Linked DNA regions of Homo sapiens: region 1 is linked to region 2. Evidence: read pairs that join two places in POLR2A ChIA-PET (ENCODE). Cell type or tissue: OCI-LY7. All regions are shown on one strand. Each heading gives the region's core, and the rest is flanking DNA. Links, peaks and the distances in the headings are about the cores only. Region 1 overlaps HYPK (huntingtin interacting protein K). Region 2 overlaps EIF3J (eukaryotic translation initiation factor 3 subunit J).

Region 1 (10,889 bases), core at 2,843-10,842, 750 kb after region 2:
GTGGCACTTAAATAATCTACACTGTGTTAGAGCAGAATCTTTTTTTTTTTTTTTTGACATGAAGTTTCACTTTTCACCCAGGCTGCAGTGAAGTGTCACAATCTCAGCTCACTGCAGCCTCCGCCTGCCAGGTTCAAGTGATTTTCCTGCCTCAGCCTCCCAAGTAGCTGGGATTACAGGCATGCGCCACCATGCCTGGCTAATTTTCGTATTTTTAGTACAGACAGGGTTTCACCATGTTGGTCAGGCTGGTCTCGAACTCATGATCTCAGGTTGTCCACCCAACTCGGCCTCCCAAAGTGCTGGGATTATGGCATGAGCCATCATGCCCGGCCCCAGCAGAATCATTTCTGAGCTGCATCACTCATTCCTGTAAATTACTAGGTATGAGAGGGTAATCCCAGATTACAAAGGAAACCATCAATAGATAACTCTAGGCTGGGCGTGATGGCTCACACCCATAATCCCAGCACTTTGGGTGGCTGAGGCAGGCGAATCACTTCAGGCTGAGAGTTCAAGACCAGCTTGGCCAACATGGTGAAAACCTATCTCTACTAAAATACAAAAATTAGCTGGGTGTGGTGGTGTGTGCCTGTTATTCCCAGCTACTCGGGAGGCGGAGGCAAGAGAATCGCTTGAACCCGGCAGGCAGAGGTTGCGGTGAGCTGAGATCGTGCCACTGCACTCCAGCCTAGGTGACAGAGTGAGACTCTATCTGGAAAAAAAAAAAAAAGAAAAAAAGAAAACTTGCCTGAGTATGAGCTACACACAGTAGATAACTCCATACTCAGCCTGTAATTTTTTGTTTTTGGTTTTTTTTTTTTTTTTGAGACACAGTCTCACTCTGTCGCCCAGGCTGGAGTGCAGTGGCGCAATCTTGGCTCACTACAACCTCCACCCCCTGGGAGTCAAGCGGTTCTCCTGCCTCAGCCTCCTGCGTAGCTGGGACTACAGGTATATGCCACCACGCCCAGCTAATTTTTGTATTTTTAGTAGAGGTGGGTTTTCACCATGTCGGCCAGGCTGGCCTTGAACTCCTGACTTCAGGTGATCCACCCACCTCGGCCTCCCAAAGTGCTGGGATTACAGGCATGAGCCACCACGCCTGGCCCTCAGCCTGTAGTTTCTAAGATTTTTATCCTGGACCTGTAGGAGTAGGAGTCTAAGTGCCCTTTAAAATTGTACACAAGGCCGGGCGTGGTGGCTCACGCCTGTAATCCCAACAATTTGGGAGGCCGAGGTGGGCGGCTCACAAGGTCAGGAGTTTGACACCCGCCTGTCCAACATGGTGAAACCCTGTCTGTACTAAAAATACAAAAATTAGTCGGGCATGGTGGCACACACCTGTAATCCCAGCTACTCAGGAGGCTGAAGCAGGAGAATAGCTTGAACCTGGGAGGCAGAGGTTGCAGTGAGCCAAGATCATGCCACTGCACTCCAGCCTGGGCAACAGAGCAAGATTCCATCTCAAAAAAATATAAAATTGTACACAAAATTGTGTGTATGTATGCATTTTATTTGGAGACAAGGGATATCACTCCCTCTCCCCAACACTGGCTAAAAAGTTACTGCAATCTGGCTGGGCGCAGTGGCTCACGCCTATAATCCCAACACTTTGGAAGGCCAAGGCGGGCGGATCACGAGGTCAGGAGATTGAGACCATCCTGGCTAACACGGTGAAACCCCGTCTCTACTAAAAATTCAAAAAGATTAGCTGGGCATGGTGGCGGGCACCTGTAGTCCCAGCTAATCGGGAGGCTGAGGCAGGAGAATGGCATGAACCCAGGAGGCGGAGCTTGCAGTGAGCCAAGATCACACCACTGCACTCCAGCCTGGGCGACAGAGCAAGACTCCATCTCACCAAAAAGAAAAAAAAAAAAAAAAGTTACTGCAATCTAATTAATGATGGTAATCTTTGGTTTATGACATGCAAGCACCTATATGATTATGATACACTTACATAAAGGAATACCAGCAAAGCCTCAGACACTTATTTTAAATTCACTGATTTTTTTTTTTTTTTAAAGCTAAGAAGACCTTTTAGGGAAAGAGAATTTGTAATGTTGGAAAACCCAGCAGTAATAGTATGTCTGAACGTCAGAAGGGCTAGAATCAACTTTTGAAAGTTGGCAATACCTAGTCTAGCAAACATAATGAAGACTAACTCACCCATTTGTTTATTGAGCTCCTTATCTTGATTCCTAATAGGCAATGACTAGAATTAAAGAAGGTGACTAATACTTGAAATGACATGGGACTGTTATTTTCAGATAATTTGGTCTTTCTGAAGCTGTAACAGTACCAATAAATTGTTTTGCTCCCTGGACAGGCTTGAGAAGGAGAAAGCAGAAATTGAACGCATGCGAAACCTGACTGAGGAAGAGAGGAGAGCTGAACTTCGGGCAAACGGCAAAGTCATTACCAACAAAGCTGTTAAGGGCAAATACAAGTTCTTACAGAAGTATTATCACCGGGGTGCCTTCTTCATGGTAAGAAGTGAAAAGAGAGTCAGAAAATTGGGCAGTAGGAATAACTCAGAAACTTTGAATTATTTTTCTCTTCAAGAATATTCTGGAATGTAATTTCCACTTGCCAGTGGTCAGCTTTCTCATTTGCTTTTTCCTTCTGAACAATATAAACTCAGAGAAAAGCATCAGCAATTGGATGACAGAAGTAGCATCAACTGTTCTCTCTTTTGGCCCCAACTCTCAAAAATAGGAAATGATGTAATAGACTTTTTTTTTTTTTTTAAGAGACAGAGTCTCGCTGTCACCCAGGCTGGGGTACGGTGGTGCGATTATAGTTCACTGCAACCTTGACGTCCTGCGCTTTACACCTGCTTCAGCCTCCAGAGTAGCTGGGACTACAGGCATGCAACAACCATGCCTGGCTTTTTTTTTTTTTTTGGTTATTTTTTTTTTAATTTTTCGTAAAGACCAGGTTTCACTATGTTGCCCAGGCTGGTGTTGACCTTCTGGCCTCAAGCAATCCTCCCACCTCAGCCTCCCAAAGTATTAGGAATACAGGCATGAGCCATCATCCCCAGCCTTAGATAAATTGAGGAAATGAAATAGAGAAGTGATCTGTACAGATAGTGGACTAATTAGGTCCTCCACATGACATAGTTGTCATTCTTTCATAGCTGAATGAGAAGTTTTGGTTATGTGAAAACCAAACTCTGCAAATAGCTTTACATTAATTCACTTTTGGGTGGCAGAAAGTTAGTTCACTTCATTCTGAACTGACAGTACCCAAGAGTAACTAACCAAAAAAAATGGTTTATTATCTAACCATTAGATGGAATGCCGTCATCTTTGTTTTTCATATAAAGACTAAGATCAAAATAGCAATCTGTTAACCCTGTATGGTTTATTTCCTAATGTTAAAGCAGTTTGCACCAAAAACTAGACTAGCTTTTTCAAGTGCCGTGTGGCAAATTCTAAATATCCCCACTGCAACTAAATTCCTGCCTTTCACTGCAGATGCTGTTAAAACTTCAGTGGCGGCTTCCCTGCCACCCTCCAAAATCAGTTTCAGGTCTATCTGATTAGCAGGAAGTGTTTACTTAGGTAGTTTTCCAGCAGATGTAGCTTACTATTCAGTGGAGATTATGAACTACTTCTTGTACTGCTTCGGTCATAAAGTTTGTTTGCTTAAGCAGTTCGCAGCTTTAATAATCAAGTTTCTTAGAGAAGCAGTTCATTGCTAGTTAAGATACATAAGAAAAGTGTATGTGAAAGTCCTTTGGTGGGCCAGGTACATTGGCTAATGCCTGTAATCTTAACATTTTGGGAGGCAAGGCCAGCAGATCAGTTGAGCCCAGGAGTTCAGCCCGGGCAACATGGCAAAACCCCATCTCTACAAAAAATACAAAAATTAGGCGTGGTGGTCCGTGCCTGTAGTGTCACCTATCAAGGGGCTGAGGTGGAAGGATTGCTTCAGCCCGAGAGGTTGAGGCTGCAGTCAGCCGTGATCGTGCCACTGCACTGCAGCCTGGGTGGCTGACCAAGACTTTGTCTCAAAATAAATTGTTTTTAAAAAGTCTTTCTTAAACAAGATAGTGCTATTTTTAATTCCTTCAGCATATGTGTTTATAAATATGTATCACAGCATTGTAATATTATCACTCAGGCTAGAGTGCAGTGGTGCAGTCATGGCTCACTGCTGCCTCATTCTCCTGGGCTCAAGCAGTCCTCCTGCCTCAGCCTCCTGAGTAATTGGGACTACAGGTGTGTGCCACCACACCTAATTTCTATTTTGTAGAGATGGGTTTTGCTATGTAGCCCAGGCTGGTCTCAAACTCCTGGGCTCAAACTCTCCTTCCACCTTGGCCTCCCAAAGTGCTGGGATTACAGGCAAGAGCAACTGCATCCAGCCTTACTAATGTTGTTTATTTCATTGAGTAAGTAAGCTTTAGTGCATATACTATGCAAAGGTCACTGTTTAGCACTGTTAGCGAGAATACATAATCACTATAACATAAGTAAAAGTAAAGTACTGTAGGGGTTCTGACGAGAGAGATGTTATATTTGGTAGAAGATTGAAAGGGTTGACGTAAAGGTTGTAACATTTAAGCATTTAAGATGTATAATTTTGGGCCGGGCGCGGTGGCTCACGCCTGTAATCCCAGCACTTTGGGAGGCCAAGGCAGGCGGATCATGAGGTCAGGAGATTGAGACCATCCTGGCTAACATGGTGAAAACCCATCTCTACTAAAAATACAAAAAATTAGCTAGGCGTGGTGGCGGGCGCCTGTAGTCACAGCTACTTGGGAGGCTGAGGCAGGAGAATGGCGTGAACCTGGGAGGCGGAACTTGCAGTGAGCCGAGATCACGCCACTGCACTCTAGCCTGGGCGACAGAGTGAGACTGTATCAAAAAAAAAAAAATTAAATATATAATTTTTTTTTTTGTCACCTAGGCTTGAGTGCAGTGGTGCGATCTTGGCTCACTGCAACCTCCGCCTCCCGGGTTCAAGCAATTCTCCTGCCCCAGTCCCCCAAGTAGCTGGGAATACAGGCGTGTACCACCACGCCCAACTAGTTTTTGTATTTTTAGTAGAGACGGGGTTTCTCCATGTTGGCCAGGCTGGTCTTGAACTCCTGACCTTAGGCGATGTGCCCACCTCAGTATCCCAAAGTGCTGGGATTACAGGCGTGAGCTACTATGCCCGGCCAAGATGTATAGACTTTTTGACATTCGGTGCTGGGAAGACATTCCAGGTGGAGACCAGCAGGAGTGGAGGCAGAAAGCATCAGCTGTGAAGGGAAGCGGCAAAGAGAACTGAAAAGGTGGATTAAGGCTGTATAATATTTGGCCTTGATTACTACACAGAGGAGTTGTATTCATTTATTTATTTATTTATTTATTTTTGAGATGGAATCTCGCTCTGTCACCCAGGCTGGAGTGCAGTGGTGCGATCTCAGCTCACTGCAACCTCCACCTCCTGAGTTCAAGTGATTCTCCTGCCTTGGCCTCCTGTGTAGCTGAGATTACAGGTGCGCGCCACCAGGCCTAGTGTTTTTTGTATTTTTAGTAGAGACAGAGTTTCACCATGTTGGTCAGGTGGGTCTTGAACTCGTGACCTCGTGATCCGCCCGCCTTGGCCTCCCAAAGTGCTGGGATTACGGGCGTGAGCCACTGCGCCCAGCCTAGGTGTTGTATTCATTTAATAGACAACCATTGAAGTTTTTGAGCAAGGCAAAGATTATAATGAGTTACAGTCTAGAAACATCAGTGCCATGACAGTATGTGAGACTGATAGTAGAGGAAAACTAATAACCCAGGTGGTAAGAGTTTGTAAGATGTGGCAACTGATTGAATGCACACAGAGGTTACTCAGTTTTGAATCTAGGTAATCGAAGAGTACGCTGGTCCTACTAACAGAAAAGTTAAAGAGAAGAGGTTGATATGGAAAGGTTAGGTATTAATAAATGGTTTTCACTTTAGACGTGCATTTCAAGTCCCAATAAAATATCCAACTTATGATATATGAAAGCCAGTAAAAAATCCAGGATTGCAGATTTGAGAGGCCTATGCAGAGTTGAAGTCACATGAGTAAACAAACACATTGAGTGCAGAGAATAAGCCAACCTTCAAGACACGTCTACACTCAAGGAGAAAATTAGGCATAGTTGCATGCACCTGTAGTCCCAGCCACTCAGGAGGCTGAGGTGAGAGCATCGTTTGATCCTGGGAGGTCAAGGCTTCAGTGAGCAGTAGTGACCCCACTGCACTCCAGCCTGGACATCAGGACATCAGAATGAGACGCTGTCTCAGGGAAAAAAAAAAAAAAAAAGGAGAAATACAACAAAGGAAAAAGAATATCATCTCGGCCGGGCGCAGTGGTTCACACCTGTAATCCCAGCACTTTGGGAGGCCAAGGTGGGCAGATCGCAAGGTCGGGATATCGAGACCATCTGGGCTAACACGGTGAAACTCCGTCTCTATTAAAAATACAAAAAATTAGCCGAGTGTGGTGGCATGCACCTGTAGCCTCAGCTACTCGGGAGGCTGAGGCAGGAGAACTGCTTGAACCTGGGAGACGGAGGTTGCAGTGAGCCAAGATCGCGGCAGTGCACTCCAGCCTGGGCAACAGAGCGAGAGTCCGTCTCAGAAAAAAAAAAAAGAATGTCATCTCTTCAACTAGATGTAAGCTCTTGAAGAAAGGCTCAATACCCTCTGCTTTCTCTGTATCCCTTATTGTAGAGTTTAATAAATTTGTGGTTTGAATATATAGGAAATAAAGCCACAAGATTGATAAGATTTTTTTTATACAGGATGAGGATGAAGAAGTATACAAGAGAGATTTCAGCGCTCCTACCCTGGAGGATCATTTCAATAAAACCATTCTTCCTAAAGTCATGCAGGTATGGGGAACCTTAATAACATGACAGAGAAAAGTGATGTATTGATAGCTGAGGCATGGTTTGTTTGGTGGTATAACTCATCATCCATCCTTCCCTCAGGTCAAGAACTTTGGACGCTCAGGTCGCACCAAATACACTCACCTTGTGGATCAAGATACCACCTCCTTTGACTCAGCTTGGGGCCAAGAGAGTGCCCAGAACACAAAGTTCTTCAAACAAAAGGCAGCTGGGGTACGAGATGTATTTGAGCGGCCATCTGCCAAGAAGCGGAAAACTACCTAGGGTCCAACTGCTTATTCTTCCAACTGTGGAACACAAGGGGAGTCTCAGCATCTGGTCCTTGATTTGGTTTTTTCATTGTTTCCTTGGCCCCTGTATCCAGATATTGGACTTACTGCTATACTTGTGATACTGGGTAGCCCAGACTTTGAAGGTGCTTTGTGAGGTTTGGACTCATGCTGAGAAACCCACAGGAAAGCACTGTCCAGGTAGGATTAGAGGCTTCCCACTTAAAACTATTTCTGAGAAATCTTAGGTTTTATCACTGCTATGGTTTCCCATATTTACTTGGGACTGTTCTGACTTTCTTTTTCCAGCCCTTAGCTTGGGTTAGAAAAGTGGACATGTAAGTGAACAATGCATTACTTCTACCTTAGGTTTAGGAGTAATATACCCGGAAATCTAAGCTCATGGAAACATGTTTTCCATTTTTGCTTGGAGTCCGTTTTTCTAGTTGTACATACTTTTTGATCCATATATGTGTGCATGTCAAGAAATAAAAGAATCACACAACAAGGAGATTTTTAGCATGATACTGGAAATAAAATGTCCAAGCTGACAAGTATTAATTGCCTATTAAAGTAAAAGATAACAATTGTCAGGCAGAAGGTGTTTCACATTTTGATAATTCCCTTTGATCTCAGAAACAAGCTCAGGTACTAGCTTGGCTTTAGGTAGCATCTGGATTTATTCCATGACCAAATACAGATGTTTTTGAGAAGACCAAGGTCTTCTCACATCCTTTAAATGTCCCACTGGAAGAATCAAATAGTTTAGTGTCGTACGATAAAAATGAATGCAAATAATTACTATGAGGTGGTAAATACATAAAGATGAACACAGGTACAAGTCACTGTTGTGTGGGATACAATCTAAGAATTATCCTAGAGTCAGAATGAGGGTAAGGCCTTGAAACTCTTGGAGAAATGTCTGTAATTGCCATTTGAGTGTCCTTACAGCAGACTCAGGGGCCGTTGCAGGGTTTTTTTTTTGTTTGTTTGTTTGTTTTAAAGAGACGGCTCTGTTGCCCAGGCTAGAGTGCCTCAGCCTCCCGAGTAGCTGGGACTACAGGCGCCTGCCACCATGCCTGGCTAATTTTTGTATTTTTAGTAGAGACGGGGTTTCACCATGTTAGCCAGGATGGTCTTGATCTTCACTTCGCGATCCGCCCGCCTCAGCCTCCCAAAGTGCTGAGATTACAGGCGTTGAGCCACTGTGCCTAGCTGGGGCCGTCACAGTTTTATAGTTGAGGAAACTAGTTCAACATGTGTGAGTTGGTCCAAGCTGATTTTTTTTTTTTTTTTTTTTGAGATGGAGTTTCACTCTTGTTGCCCAGTCTGGAGTGCAGTGGCGCGATCTCTGCTCACTGCAACCTCCTGGGTTCAAGAGATTCTCCTGCCTCAGCCTCCCTAGTAGCTGGAATTACAGGCGTCCACCACCACACCCAGCTAATTTTTTTTTGTACTTTTAGTAGAGATGGGGTTTCACCATTTTGGCCAGGCTCGTCTCAAACTCCTGATCCCAGGTGATCCACCTGCCTCGGCCTCCCAGAGTGCTGGGATTATAGGCATGCGCCACCACGCCCGGCCCTGATTAACCTTTAAAGTAAAATTACCTTCTCTCTAGGATAGGAAATGGCATGTAGAATGTATTATGGCTTAGAATTTGAATACCAATCAAAACCTTTCATAGGTTTTTTTCGTTTTGAGACAGTCTTGCTCTGTCGCCCAGGCTGGAGTGCAGTAGCACAATCTCAGCTCACTGCAGCCTCAACCTCCCAGGCTCAAGCAAATCCATCTCAGCCTCCAGAGTATCTGGGACCACAGACAGGCACATGCCACCATGCCTGGCTTTTTTTTTTTTTAATTTTAGTAGAGACAAGGTCATGCTATGTTGCCCAGGCTGGTCTGGAAATCCTGACCTGACACAGTCCTCCCAGCCCAGCCTCCCCAAAGTGCTGGGGTTACAGGCATGAGTCACCACACCTGGCCCAACCTTTGATATCTTCTAGTCTTACCATGTTCTAACCCTCAGGTACCTAAATTCTTTTTTTGGTGGTGGGGGGAGCGCGGTAGAGACGAAATCTCACTGTGTTGCCCAAGCTGGTCTCAAACTGCTGGGCTCAAGTGATCGTCTTGCCTCAGCTTCCCAAGGTGTTGGGATTACAGGCATGAGCCACCATGCCTGGCCCCTAAATTCTTTTTTGTTGTTTTGTTTTTGAGACAGTCTCGCTCTGTCACCCAGGCTGGAGTACAGTGGCACAATCTCAGCTCACTGCAACTTCCGCCTCCCTGGTTCAAGCAATTCTTCTGCTTCAGCCTCCTGAGTAGCTGGGACTACAGGCATGCACCACCACGCCTGGCTAATTTTATTTTTTTTGTATTTTTAGTAGAGACAGGGTTTCACCATGTTGGCCAGGCTTGTCTTCAACTCCTGACCTCATGATCCGACTGCCTCAGCCTCCCAAAGTGCTGGGATTACAGGTGTGAGCCACTGTGCCCGGGCTTTTTTTTTTTTTTTTTTTTTTGAGATGGAGTTTCACTCTTTCCCCCAGGCTGGAGTACAGTAGTACAGTAGTGTGATCTCAGCTCACTGCAACCTCTGCTTTCCAATTTCAAGCGATTCCTGCCTCAGCCTCCAGAATAGCTGGGATTATAGGCGCCCACCACCATGCCCAGCTAATTTTTCTATTTTCAGTGGAGACGGGGTTTCACATGTTGGCCAGGCTGGTCTTGAATTCCTGACCTCGTGATCTACCTGCCTCGACCTCCCAAAGTGCTGGGATTAGAGGTGTGAGCCACAGCACCCAGCCAAATTATTTTTTTTTAATCACTCAAAATCAAGCATGTTGTAGGTACCAAAATTCTAACTCAAGGTGGCCTATGAACTGGGTTCATAACCTACATCTATCTATATATATAGTGGCTCCTAGGCAGGTAGCTGGCCTTTTAGATATTCATAAGCTGTCTTGGAGACACATGCCATTTGAGTACAGTAACTCTGCTGAGACTCCAGATGTACCTTGAATACTGTTGAGAGCTAGTCAGATGAATGAGACTGGCCTGCCACCTAGCATCTGCACATGAGGTATTCTTCTACACTGATTTTTCATACAGGTGTGCTAGATTTTAATGGGTCACTTAAATTCAGTTAGTCTCCAACATATAAATTCTCCACAACATAGGATATAGTATACACTCTACTTGACCCAAGATGATAAAACTGAAAAAGACAAAAAAAAATTTTATTGCCATAAATTAATCCAGTAGGTATATTTGAGAAAGCACGCATCAGTTGGTTAGGGCAATAAGCGCCTCTACCACGTTGCCCATGTGTTCCCGCAAACTGCGTTCTGCTGCTGCTCGAGATATCTCCATCTCAGTCATCTGCAGAAAAAAATCATGTTACATAGGTTCCCAGGCATTAATGTGCCACCAAATATACTGACTCCGCTTGTTTCAGGAAACAACCCAAATTAAGCAGAATAGCCTCCCCTCCGCATACACTAGTTAGGCACTACCACTCACTATTAGCTCCAGATCTTCCTTCTTGATAGTGACTTTTGCCAGTTCTTTCTCCCTGCAAAAATATTTAAATATATTAGTCCTCATTCTCAACCAACACCATAAACTCCCAGGAAGGGTCATTCCCAGAAGTGCCCTGTAAATAAATCTTGATAAACCCTTGATTGAAAATAAAAACTCCCACTAATACTCCTTTCCCCTGGAGTCTTGGCAGCAGG
Region 2 (11,159 bases), core at 571-8,570:
GAAATTTAATTATTATTTACACAGTTAAGGAACAGGTGATACATTTTCATTTGTTAGAAACTGATCTTTCTGTAATAAAATAGATTTTCAATTCAGTGTATGTCATTATTACTGCTAAGGAAATCTTAGCCCTTGTCTGCCTTAAAGGAATCTTTATTTAATTTACTGTAATTATTGCTGTGTAGTCACTACTTTTGTTAATTTCTCAAATCACTTAGATGATGGTCTTGTTTTCCACTTAGTAGGTATACAGAGCTTTGACGTTCCTATTATTTCCTATATAAGAGAAATTTAAAACATTTTTTGTTCTTTCTGTCTTAGGGGAATAAAAAAACACTAACCACACATTTGGTTAAACTGCTTAGGAGAAGACATAATAAAGATTCCCCAATCTATACTTAACAGCCATAAACCTGAGTTACAGGCTCAGTTACTCCAAATAAATAGTTCTTATAGGTACTTAATTAATTAGGCCTTGGTATCTAAATAACAAAATAATGTCCCCAAATAAATAAGAGGAAGGCAGCCCTATACCTTTGTTGCTCTATGGTGACAACATAAGGACCTGGCAAATCACTCATGTTTTAAAGCTGTAACTATGTCAAGCATTTATTAAGATTTAGTAGAGAACGTAGAGAACTGTACTCCCAAGAGCTGTGTTCTATACTCTCAAAAAGTATCTCTTGGGAGGTAACACAAAATTTAAGTCCTCACAACAGTGATTTTATTAAATTAGTTGCTTTATAAAACATTGCAGATGTCATAATTGTTAACATAACAATTTACCAAACTGTAGTTAACTGGTGCAGTTTGCTGAGCATGTTTTATAAAGGAAAGGAAAGGAAATGCCAAAACCCTGGTAAAGTTGTTCCATTGCAGCCTAAGAGAACAAAGATTTGTTTCTCAGACACTTAAATCAGGCAAATAAAAATAAGTTTCCCTCCCCCACCTGAAGCAGTTCATCAGTAGAAATAGCCTGATAAATAACTAGACAGTCTTTGCACTCGAGAGATTCCACAACATGTAATGCAATAATGGAAAGGTTTACCTTCTTTAGCTTCAAAGTTGGAGGGTTTTGGTCATTTTAATTTTATATCAAACTAGTGCTTTTCAGCCGCAGTATCTTCACTCTGAGATAAGCAGTCTTCTTCACAATGTATTTTTAATATCCTCATGTTCAATTTTAAGACAAAGCAATTTTAATACTAGGTGCACACCACATGCCCTTGCTGCAAACTGCTTTTCTTGACAAGTTATGAAGTAGTTCAAGGAGGTATGGTTAAGGCTGTATTACTGAATGGTGCTGGTAAATACTACACAATTTTTTTTGTCACGTTGCAACCTTTTGTTTCCAATTTAGTGACTGCTGCTATGAAATCAGATAGCAACAACGACAACATTATTAGGTTTTGAACTATGATTTAGTAGCAACTTAGGTTCCCAATTTTAACCCCTTGGCAGCAAGATCCAAGTTCCCTCATTTGCACATTAGCACCTAAGTGTCAAGGGGTTAAATAACCAGCACAAAAGATACTGCACTTCTGATTGTAGCATTTGGCAGAACTGAAAGGAAAGGAAGTTGTGCTACATGTTCAAGGGATTGTGGGCAACATAAAGATGACACCAAGAAAAGATAAAATGTCACATGAAGTCTTCATAGTCTTGTACATATCCTCCATCATAACCACCATAATCTGCCAGATCATCTTTCATGGTGGCTTTTAATCCCCCTCCAGGAACCACACCTTTCTTCTTCTTTTTGGCTTTGCTTTGCTAAAGATGAAAGAGAGTTAATTCATGAACCTTAGTGTGCTATGGGCATCTTATCTGGTACAGCAACCCTCATAAACAAACACACAAAAACCTTTGGTCCCAGAAACACTAGTTCTGTAAGGGACATCCGAGCCTACATGTTTTGGACCTGAACAGGTCTCCCAGAGTCAGTCTCTCCAAAACTTGATCTGGGTCCTTGGTCCTGCTCTGGATACCTAGCCCACCAGCAGGGGTTATAAGTTATTGGTAGACAGCCTTAACTTCACTGAAGCAAATTTAGAAAAGTGTGGATAAGTACCCCCCAATTTAAAATCACAAAGCTCTAACCTTTACTTGACATACTTCTCTTACTTTACTCTTATAAATACTCTGCAAAGTGAGTATTATTGTTCCTATTTTAGAAGGGAGAAGACTGAAGCTTAGAAAAGCTGATTTACCTATACCTATTAAGTAGCAGTGCTAGTATTTGAACCCAGTCTGTGATTTCAGCAATTTCTATTAACTCAGAAAAGGGGAACATGTCTGGAAACAAAAGGACAGTAATAGCACCCATACTCCTCTTCTAGTCTAACTTAAATGGTATTAGTGAGTTGCTTGACTTTTAATTAGGACAGGCTCCTATTATATTTGTTGACTGTTAGACCTATAACCCCACTCTAATTTAATACCCATTTCCCTACACAGCTTGCTCTTACCTTTTCTTGCTTCTGTTTTTCACTGCAAAGCACAGTCAGTGAATTGGTAATTTTTTTCAAGTCATCAATTTCCACTTAAAAAAAAAAGGGCATACCATTAAACTTGAATTTTTAAGCATTTTGAAAAGTTAAAGCTAAATATGTACATTCCATATATATCTATATATCCCAAAATGTACATTCCAAAAGTGTTATGAGAAATCCAATTTGTTCATTGTTAAACTTCAGTAACTTTGAAAGGACCATGAATTTCTCCTCTTTAAACGTAAGGTGGCCGGGCACAGTGGCACATGCCTGTAATCCCAGCATTTTGGGAGGCCTAGGTGGGTGGATCACTTAAGCCCAGGAATTCGAGACCAGCTTGGGCAACACAGCTAGACCCTGTCTCTTGAAAACAAAATTCATTTTATTTATAATGACGACCTGTAATCACCAACACACCATTGCTCAACCAAAGAGAAACTGTCTTTATAGCTCACAATGCTCCCTACTATCCTTCCTCAGTCTAAACAAATGGGGGAGGATAACATGCCCTTCCATTAACACACCCCCAGTAATCAGGGAGAACAGACAAATAAACATGAAATGACAATTACTATTATTTTTTTTTTTTTTTGAGATGGAGTCTCACTCTGTCACCCAGGTTGGAGTGCAGTGACGCGATCTCGGCTCACTGCAACCTGCGCCTCCCGGGTTCACACCATTTTCCTGCCTCAGCCTCCCGAGTAGCTGGGACTACAGGCGCCCGCCACCATGCCCAGCTAATTTTTTGTATTTTTAGTAGAGACGGGGTTTCACTGTGTTAGCCAGGATGCTCTTGATCTCCTGACGTGATCCGCCTGCCTCGGCCTCCCAAAGTGCTGGGGTTACAGGTGTGAGCCACCGCACCCGGCCTATTTTATTTTTTTTTTTGAGACAGAGTCTCGCTTTGTCACCAGGCTGGGGTACAGTGGCGTGATCTCGGCTCACCACAGCCTCCACCTCCCAGATTCAAGTGATTGTCCTGCCTCAGCCTCCCGAGTAGCTGGGATTACAGGTGCGTGCCACCATGCCCAGCTGATTTTTGTGTTTTTTTTTTTTTTTTTTAATAGAGATGAGGTTTTACCATGTTGGCAAGGTTAGTCTCAAACTCCTGACCTCAGGTGATCTACCAGCCTCAGCCTCCCAAAGTGCTGGGATTACAGGCATGAGCCACCACGCCCGGCCAGAATGACAATTCTTAAACCTACAATGACAACACCCTATCCCATGATGTCTCCATTTTCTTGCACGGGAACTACAATGAGAACAGTGACCATCTCTATGTCCTACCAAGAAATAGTCCTGTTCAGTGGACAGCATTATCAGCCTTATAAAAATATGAAGCTGGAAAGAGACACCAGTTTTTAGCTACCAGAAAGTGTTCAGTTTTGGTTAGAGAACACCTCCAAAAACCAGAAAAAAATTAGTACATGCAGAATAAAATATCAACTCTGGGCACATTACCAATCAAATGTAGAACCCTCAGCTTAGTGATAATTTATCAAAGAAAACCCAATTCATTGTGTAGGATTCCTTTTTCTCCATCTTAAAAACTGCAAATAGGCTGGGCGTGGTGGCTCACACCTATAATCCCAGTACTTTGGGAGGCCAAGGCAGGGAGATCACCTGAGATCAGGAGTTCCAGAGCAGCCTGGCCAACATGGTGAAACCCCGTCTCTACTAAAAATACAAAAAATTAGCCGGGCGTGGTGGCAGGCGCCTGTAATCCCAGCTACTCAGGAGTCTGAGCAGGAGAATTGCTTTTTTTTTTTTGAGACGGAGTCTCACTTGGTCACCCAGGCTGGAGTGCGGTGGCACGATCTCAGCTCACTGCAAGCTTTGCCTCCCAGGTTCATGCCATTCTCCTGCCTCAGCTTCACCTTGTTAGCCAGGATGGTCTACAATCTCCTGACCTCGTGATCCGCCTGTTTTGGCCTCCCAAAGTGCTGGGATTACAGGCATGAGCCACTGCGCCAGACCAGGAGAATTGCTTTAACCCAGGAGGCAGAAGTTGCAGTGAGCTGAGATCGTGCCTCTGCAATGCAAGACTCCATCACAAAAACAACAACAACAAAAAAACTGCAAATACTAGCAAAACCAGTCCCTTCCATACATTCCTGCTTCACCACCCATGGCTGTCACTCCCATTCACCCTGCCCTGAAATGTATGACTCCTATCAAGGTGTGGCACCACAACCACGGACCCAGAGAATAGGTGCCAGCCCTGTCACTCAACTTGCACCCTGTCTAATTCTGATTTGTAAAAGACAGTGGCTGAAGTCTCACCCAACCCAAATCCTACAGTGCCAGAGACCTTTTCCCTCAAAAGATACTTCCCAGCCCCTCTCAAGTGATAATCAGATAAAAAGAATAGGCCAGTGTTTTATTAGCTGCTTTGCTGACAAGCCCAGGTATCTCTTAGGGAAGCCATTGTAAAACAAGAAGTCCTCTTACCCCTACAAACAAACAAAAAGATCCAGCACTCAAATTCACTGTATCTGCAGAACAACATTCACAAGGTAATTGCTAAAAACAGCAAATCATGAGTCTGTATTATAGTATCCTTGAAAATAAAAAATAACCTTCAACCTCCTGAAGAGAACATCCTACTAAAAATCTACCCAGAGGGGCTAGAAATTAGAATTACTTACATGAAATACACACATCTCGAACTAAGACTTCCAAAAAACTGGCATAATATAGTGACTTTTCATATTGTGTAATTTTATCTTTTAGTAACTTTCCAAACTCTGTAAAGTCATCTCTTGAAGATGGGTTCATAGCATCTATTCCATAAACTGCATTATTAACACCTGTAGGAGAAAAGAAGCACTGAAAAGTATCAGGAGGTTAGGATTTTTAAAAATGAAACCTTACAAAGCCAATAGCTATCTGAATAACCCTGTCGTTTCATTCTAAAGCAGGGGCTCTGAACCTGGAGCCACTGGAGTCACTGGATAGAATGGCTGGGTGAGGGGGGAGGGGGGTTACAAACTTAAATCAGAAAAAAAGTTACATCTTTATTAACCTCTAATTCAGCATTTCCTTCAGTTTCAATTGACTGGCAACAAATCACAGTGGTATTAGCAAAACTTGACTTACCAGGAGAGATCACACTCTCCTGCCATTACAGATATCTTACAATATTAATATTGTTCAGTCATAATTACTCTCAAATGACATTATTTGACGTGCCACTACACCTGATTTAATGCATCGATAAGGAAGCATATAATTCTGTATCACAAATTTGTCATTTTAGTATTTTGACATCTATTTATATATAACAGGTTTTCTTTATAAATAAGTATTTTATTCATTTAAAAACAATATATCAAGGCCAGACACAGTGGCTCACACCTGTAATCCCAGTGTTTTGTTTGGGAGGCCTAAGAGGAAGGATCGCTTGAGGCCAGGAGTTTGAGACCAGCCTGGGCAACACAGCAAGACCTCATCTCTACAAAAAAAATTTTTTTAATTAGCCAGGTGTGGCCAGACGCAGTGGCTAACACCCGTAATCCCAACACTTTGGGAGGCCTAGGCAGGCCGATCACCTGAGGTCAGGAGTCCGAGAGACAAGCCTGGCCAACATGGTGAAACCCTGTCTCTACCAAAAATACAAAAATTAGCCAGGCATGGTGGTGGCATGTATCTGTAATCCCAGCTACTTGGGAGGCTGAGGCACGAGAATCACTTCAACCCAGGAGGCGGAGGTTACAATGAGCCGAGACTGCACCACTGCACTCCAGCCTGGGTGACAGAGTGAGACTCTGTCTCAAAAAAATAAATAAAATTAGCCAGGTGTGGTGATATTCACCTGTAGCCCTCGCTACCCGGGAGGCTGAGGTGGGAGGATTGCTTGAGCCCAGGAGTTTGAGGCTGCAGTGAGCTATGGTCATGCCACTGCATTCCAGACTGGATGACTGAGCAAGAACCTTTCTCTAAAAACAAAACACAACATATTACATTACAAAAGGGATACTCTGTTCTTGTCCAAGAACACCCCCACAGTAAAGTGGGGAGAGAGGGAACAAAAAGAATAAGAAACAAAGATGGATCCTGTGAAAGTATTTGTCTAACTCCAGAAGCTAAGCGGGGGTAAACATGTTAAATCCCAATAGAAGAAATCTGGCCTAGGCTGTGCATGGTGGCTCATGCCTGTAATCCCAGCACTTTAGGAGGCCAAGGCGGCAGATCACTTGAGCTCAGGACTTCAACAACAGCCTGGGCAGCATGGTGAAACCTTGTATCTACAAAAAAAGCCCCAAAAAACAAAAATTACCCAGGCGTGGTGGCATGCGCCTGTAGTCCCAGCTACTTGGGAGGCTAAGGTGGGAGGATGGCTTGAGCCCAGAGGCAGAGGTTGCAGTGAGCCGATCTCAGCCACTGTCCTCTAGCCTGGATGACAGAGCCAGACCCTGTTAGAAAAAAAAAAATCTGGCCTAGATGAGTTTTACACTAAGATAAGTATGCTTCTGTATCCTCCATGTCAAGTAGATTAGTTATTAACAATATTACATGTGGTATTTTAGTATGAGAAACACAACAGTAAAATCCTATTAACAATGACTATATGAATGCATGTTTTTACCTTTTAGTCTATAACAGGTGTCCCATGCTAGGCTTTATGCACACTTCATAAACCTGCCTCTTTAATAAACACATGGGCAGCTTTTACCATCCTAGGAAGACACATATTAACAGCCAAGAGCTCTCTATAATTAGATGAGTGCAGTTAAGACCTGCCAAGCATACAATGGTGCACAGGAGCATTCACATCAACTCCTGGTATTTGTACAGATCCACTGACAGATAAGGTCATACTTCCTCATGAAAAGGAAAACAATCACTACAGTCAGCCTGTTGATCTGTTTCAGAGTAGAGAAAGTATGAAAGTGGGGGAGGGGTATCAGAATAACTAGAGCTTTCCTTCTTGGTTATAAATTTCAGTGATTTAACTGTTTCAACATGATCTTCTACTCTGAAAAGTACTCAACAGGTAACGATAACTTGGTTAAATGAAGCGAGGGCTTTGACTATTTCTCTAGCCATGTCTCTTACTCTGGAACACTCTGAATTTATCTATTTATAGGATCCTGCACTTTTATCTCACGCACTAACCACAGCTGCAGACACCGCACAAAGAAATGGAGGCCCTCTAAAGATAGGGCATGGTAAGGGCAAAGAAGGGTTGCAGAAGGAAATGACACTGAGCACAAGAAGGCACAGCAAAAGCTGCATGCCTCTCACCTGGAGCAACATCCTACTGTCTAAGTCTTAAGACAACAGGACAGCCCTACAGTCCATTTCAAAGCTACAGACCTCACATTTCATGCAAATTTCATCCAGCTGATAAAAATATTCTATGCAGTAGTGTACTTCATCTGAGTCTACTCCTTTTTGCCCTTCTTGCATTGCTATAAATGACTTATCTTAATAATCTTTTACTCAAAACAATTATTCAAAAATCTGAACATGTAATGAAATCTCAAATATACACAGAGATTAAAAACTGCTTTCTAATATCTACATTAGCCAGTATGTTTCTTTTAAGAAAAGGAGATGTTTTCTGAACTTTCTGGGTCTTCACCTGTAACAGTTTAATACTGTATTGCAATCATAATCCCGTCTTACCAAAAGTTTCCTTTGCTAATTCGAGGTCTGACTCTTCCTGTAATTTCTTTAGCCGCAGTTTATCTGCTAATTGTTCTTCTGGTGTTAGCACTTTAGGTTCTTCGGGTTCTTCTAACTAAAATGAGACAAAAGTTTTTAAAAAGCACAGGGATTATGATGCACTCAGTACCTTTCTGTATTGTACGAATTCTTAAATAAGCGTATATAATAACAAATAAAAGTGAACACTGGTAATTACTGTTTCAGGCATTCTTCTAAACACTTTAGTTTTTTTTTTTTTTTTTTTTTTTTTAGACAGAGCCTCACTCTGCCACCAAGGCTGGAGCACAGTGGCATGATCTTCGCTCATTGTAACCTCTGCCTCCTGGGTTCAAGTGATTCTCATACCTCAGCCTCCCGAGTAGCTGGGATTACAGGCGTGCACCACCACATCCAGCTAATTTTTGTAGTTTTAGCAGTGATGGGGTTTCACCATGTTGGCCAGGCCGGTCTTGAACTCCTGGCCTCAAGTGATCCGCCCATCTCAGCCTCCCAAAGTGTTGGGATTACAGGTGTGAGCCACTGCGCCCAGTCCACTTTAGGTATCCTTAACCCAATTTTAAAGATAAGCAATGGAGGCACAAAGAAACAACCTGCCCACAACTAAATAGAAGGTAACAGCTGGTAACGTGACAGATTTGTACCCAGGAAGACTGGGGTTACTTCTATAACCTTTTTTAAAAAAAGGAATTGAGACTGTGGACAAGGTAAAAATATTACTTTCATACACTGCTACTAAAACTATATTGGAAAACCCTTTCTAGGGCAACTTGGTAATATGGATCAAGTCTTAAATAATATTTTTACATGCTTTAATCAAGTATTCTACTTCCAGGTATTTACCTTAAGAAATAAGATGCACACAAATATGTAAGCCCAAGAATGTACATTAGAGTATTATTCATAATTTCAAATAAATTTACAGACAACCTAAATGTCCAACAGAATGGTTCAAAACATTTCCCCTTTTCATCATATTGTATAATTATAAAATTACCACTATAACAAATTTTAAAGATATAATAGTAGATGTCATTTGTTTCCCAAACCCACTTCTCTGACATGACAGTTGACAGCTTAGTGTATATCTATCTTCTCTTTATACTGGAATATAATTATTTTTTCTTTTTTTTTTTTGAGATGGAGTCTCGCTCTGTCGCCCGGGCTGGAGTGCAGTGGTGCGATCTCCGCTCACTGCAAGCTCCGCCTCCTGAGTTCACACCATTCTCCTGCCTCAGCCTCCCAGGTAGCTGGGACTACAGGCGCCCGCCACCACGCCCGTCTAATTTTTCTATTTTTTAGTAGAGACGGGGTTTCACCGTGTTAGCCAGGATGGTCTCGATCTCCTGACCTTGTGATCTGCCTGCCTCGGCCTCCCAAAGTGCCAGGATTACAGGCGTGAGCCACCACGCCTGGCCGTTTTCTTCTTTTTTTTTTTGTTTTGAGGCAGGATCTTGCTCTGTCACCTAGGCTGGAGTGTAGTGGCGCAGTCATGGCTCACTGCAGCCTCAACTTCCTGGGCTCAAGTGATTCTCCTACCTTAGCCTCCCAAGCAGCTGATACTACAGGCATGTACCACCACGCCCAGCTTATTTTTCTATTTTTTGTAGAGACGGGGTCTCCCTATGTTGTCCAGGCTGGTCTCAAATCCATGGACTCAAGCAATACTCCCACCTCAGCCTCCCAAAGCGTTGCAATTACAGGCATGAGCCACCACGCAGGCTGTTTTAATTTTTGAACCATGTAAATGTGTTCTGAAATAGAAAATAGGCCAGGCACAGTGGTTCACGCCTATAATCCTAGCACTCTGGGAGGCCAAGGCGGGTGGATCACCTGAGGTCAGGAGTTTGAGACCAACCTGGCCAACACGGTGAAATGCCATCTCTACTGATAATACAAAATTAGCTGGGCATGGTAGCACATGCCTGCAGTCCCAGCTACTCGAAGACTGAGGCAGGAGAATCACTTGAACCCGGGAGAAGGTTGCAGTGAGCCAAGATCACGCCATTGCACTCCCGCCTGGGCGACTAGAGTGAAACTCCATCTCTAAAAAAAAAAAAAGAAAAGAAAAGAAATAGAAAATAGGCTGGACGTGGTGGCTCATGCTTGTAATCCCAGCACTTTGGGAGGTCGAAGCAGGCAGATCACTTGAGGTCAGGAGTTTGAGACCAGCCCGGCCAACATGGCGAAACCCCATCTCTACTAAAAATACAAAGATTAGCCAGGCATGGTTGCGTGTGCCTGTAATTCCAACCTGGGATGCTGAGGCATGACAATTGCTTGAACCTGGGAAGTGGAGGCTGCAGTGAGCCAAAATCACACCACTGCACTCCAGCCTAGGTAACGGAGTGAGACTCTGTCTAAAAACAAAAACAAAAAAAAACAAGCATATATTTCTGATCCTGTGCCAAAAAATCAAAAACAAATACATTTATATAGCACATGGCACAGAAATGAACAATTTTTATATTATGTTCAATATATACACTGCAAATAAAAACTAATCCTGGCCAGACGCGGTGGCTCACACCTGTAATCCCAGGACTTTGGGAGGCCGAGGCGGGTGGATCACGAGGTCAGGAGATTGAGACCATCCTGGCCAACATGGTGAAACCCTATCTCTACTAAAATACAAAAAATTAGCTCGCCGTGGCTCCTGTAGTCCCAGCTACTCAGGAGGCTGAGGCAGGGGAATGGCTTGAATTCGGGAGGCAGAGGTTGCACTGAGCCGAGATTGTGCCACTGTACTCCAGCCTAGCGACAGAGCAAGACTCCGTCTCCAAAAAAAAAAAACAAAAAACAACAACAAAAACTAATACTGCTGACTAGAATGAACTACAGGCACTGGCAAAAATCACTGACTGTAGTCACTGCACTATCATGACTATTCCTGAATGTTTGTGAAAACTTAAAAGACACTCATATATAAAACTGGGTTCTGTTTTTGCAAAAACCACAAATCAATTTGTTTTGGATTTTACCTATCTTATGGTATCC

The links. ChIA-PET counts read pairs that join two places held together with the same protein. Peaks named below come from ENCODE experiments on the same cell type or tissue, not always from the same donor. Only the 100,000 strongest peaks of a DNase experiment are listed, where the experiment ranks them.
Region 1: POLR2A ChIA-PET joins it to region 2 with 5 read pairs; 2 of 35 experiments call an interaction of 5 or more read pairs at or near these places.

The regions. Positions count from the first base shown.
Region 1 is chr15:43,801,355-43,812,243 of GRCh38, reverse strand. It overlaps HYPK (huntingtin interacting protein K), which reads right to left. Exons shown (of 4, transcript NM_016400.4): 3 at 10,675-10,726; 4 at 7,817-10,533. The coding sequence ends at 10,438. It overlaps MFAP1 (microfibril associated protein 1), which reads left to right. Exons shown (of 9, transcript NM_005926.3): 7 at 2,330-2,489; 8 at 6,779-6,868; 9 at 6,968-7,752. The coding sequence ends at 7,150. SERF2-C15ORF63 (SERF2-C15orf63 readthrough) reads right to left here. Exons shown (of 6, transcript NR_037673.1): 5 at 10,675-10,726; 6 at 9,655-10,533. Among named protein-coding and RNA genes, the nearest start is that of HYPK, 6.2 kb to the right of the region's middle. RefSeq lists enhancers at 2,588-2,647, 2,708-2,757. In OCI-LY7, for the core only: a CTCF peak has its summit at 10,203; DNase peaks (open chromatin) are centred at 3,113, 3,543 and 10,183; H3K4me3 peaks cover 2,399 bases; H3K27ac peaks cover 3,827 bases.
Region 2 is chr15:44,551,632-44,562,790 of GRCh38, reverse strand. It overlaps EIF3J (eukaryotic translation initiation factor 3 subunit J), which reads right to left. Exons shown (of 8, transcript NM_003758.4): 5 at 8,124-8,238; 6 at 5,141-5,302; 7 at 2,469-2,542; 8 at 1-1,773. The coding sequence ends at 1,642. It overlaps SPG11 (SPG11 vesicle trafficking associated, spatacsin), which reads left to right. Exons shown (of 40, transcript NM_025137.4): 40 at 1-95. Among named protein-coding and RNA genes, the nearest start is that of EIF3J, 20 kb to the right of the region's middle. In OCI-LY7, for the core only: no CTCF peak of the experiment used is centred there; no DNase peak of the experiment used is centred there.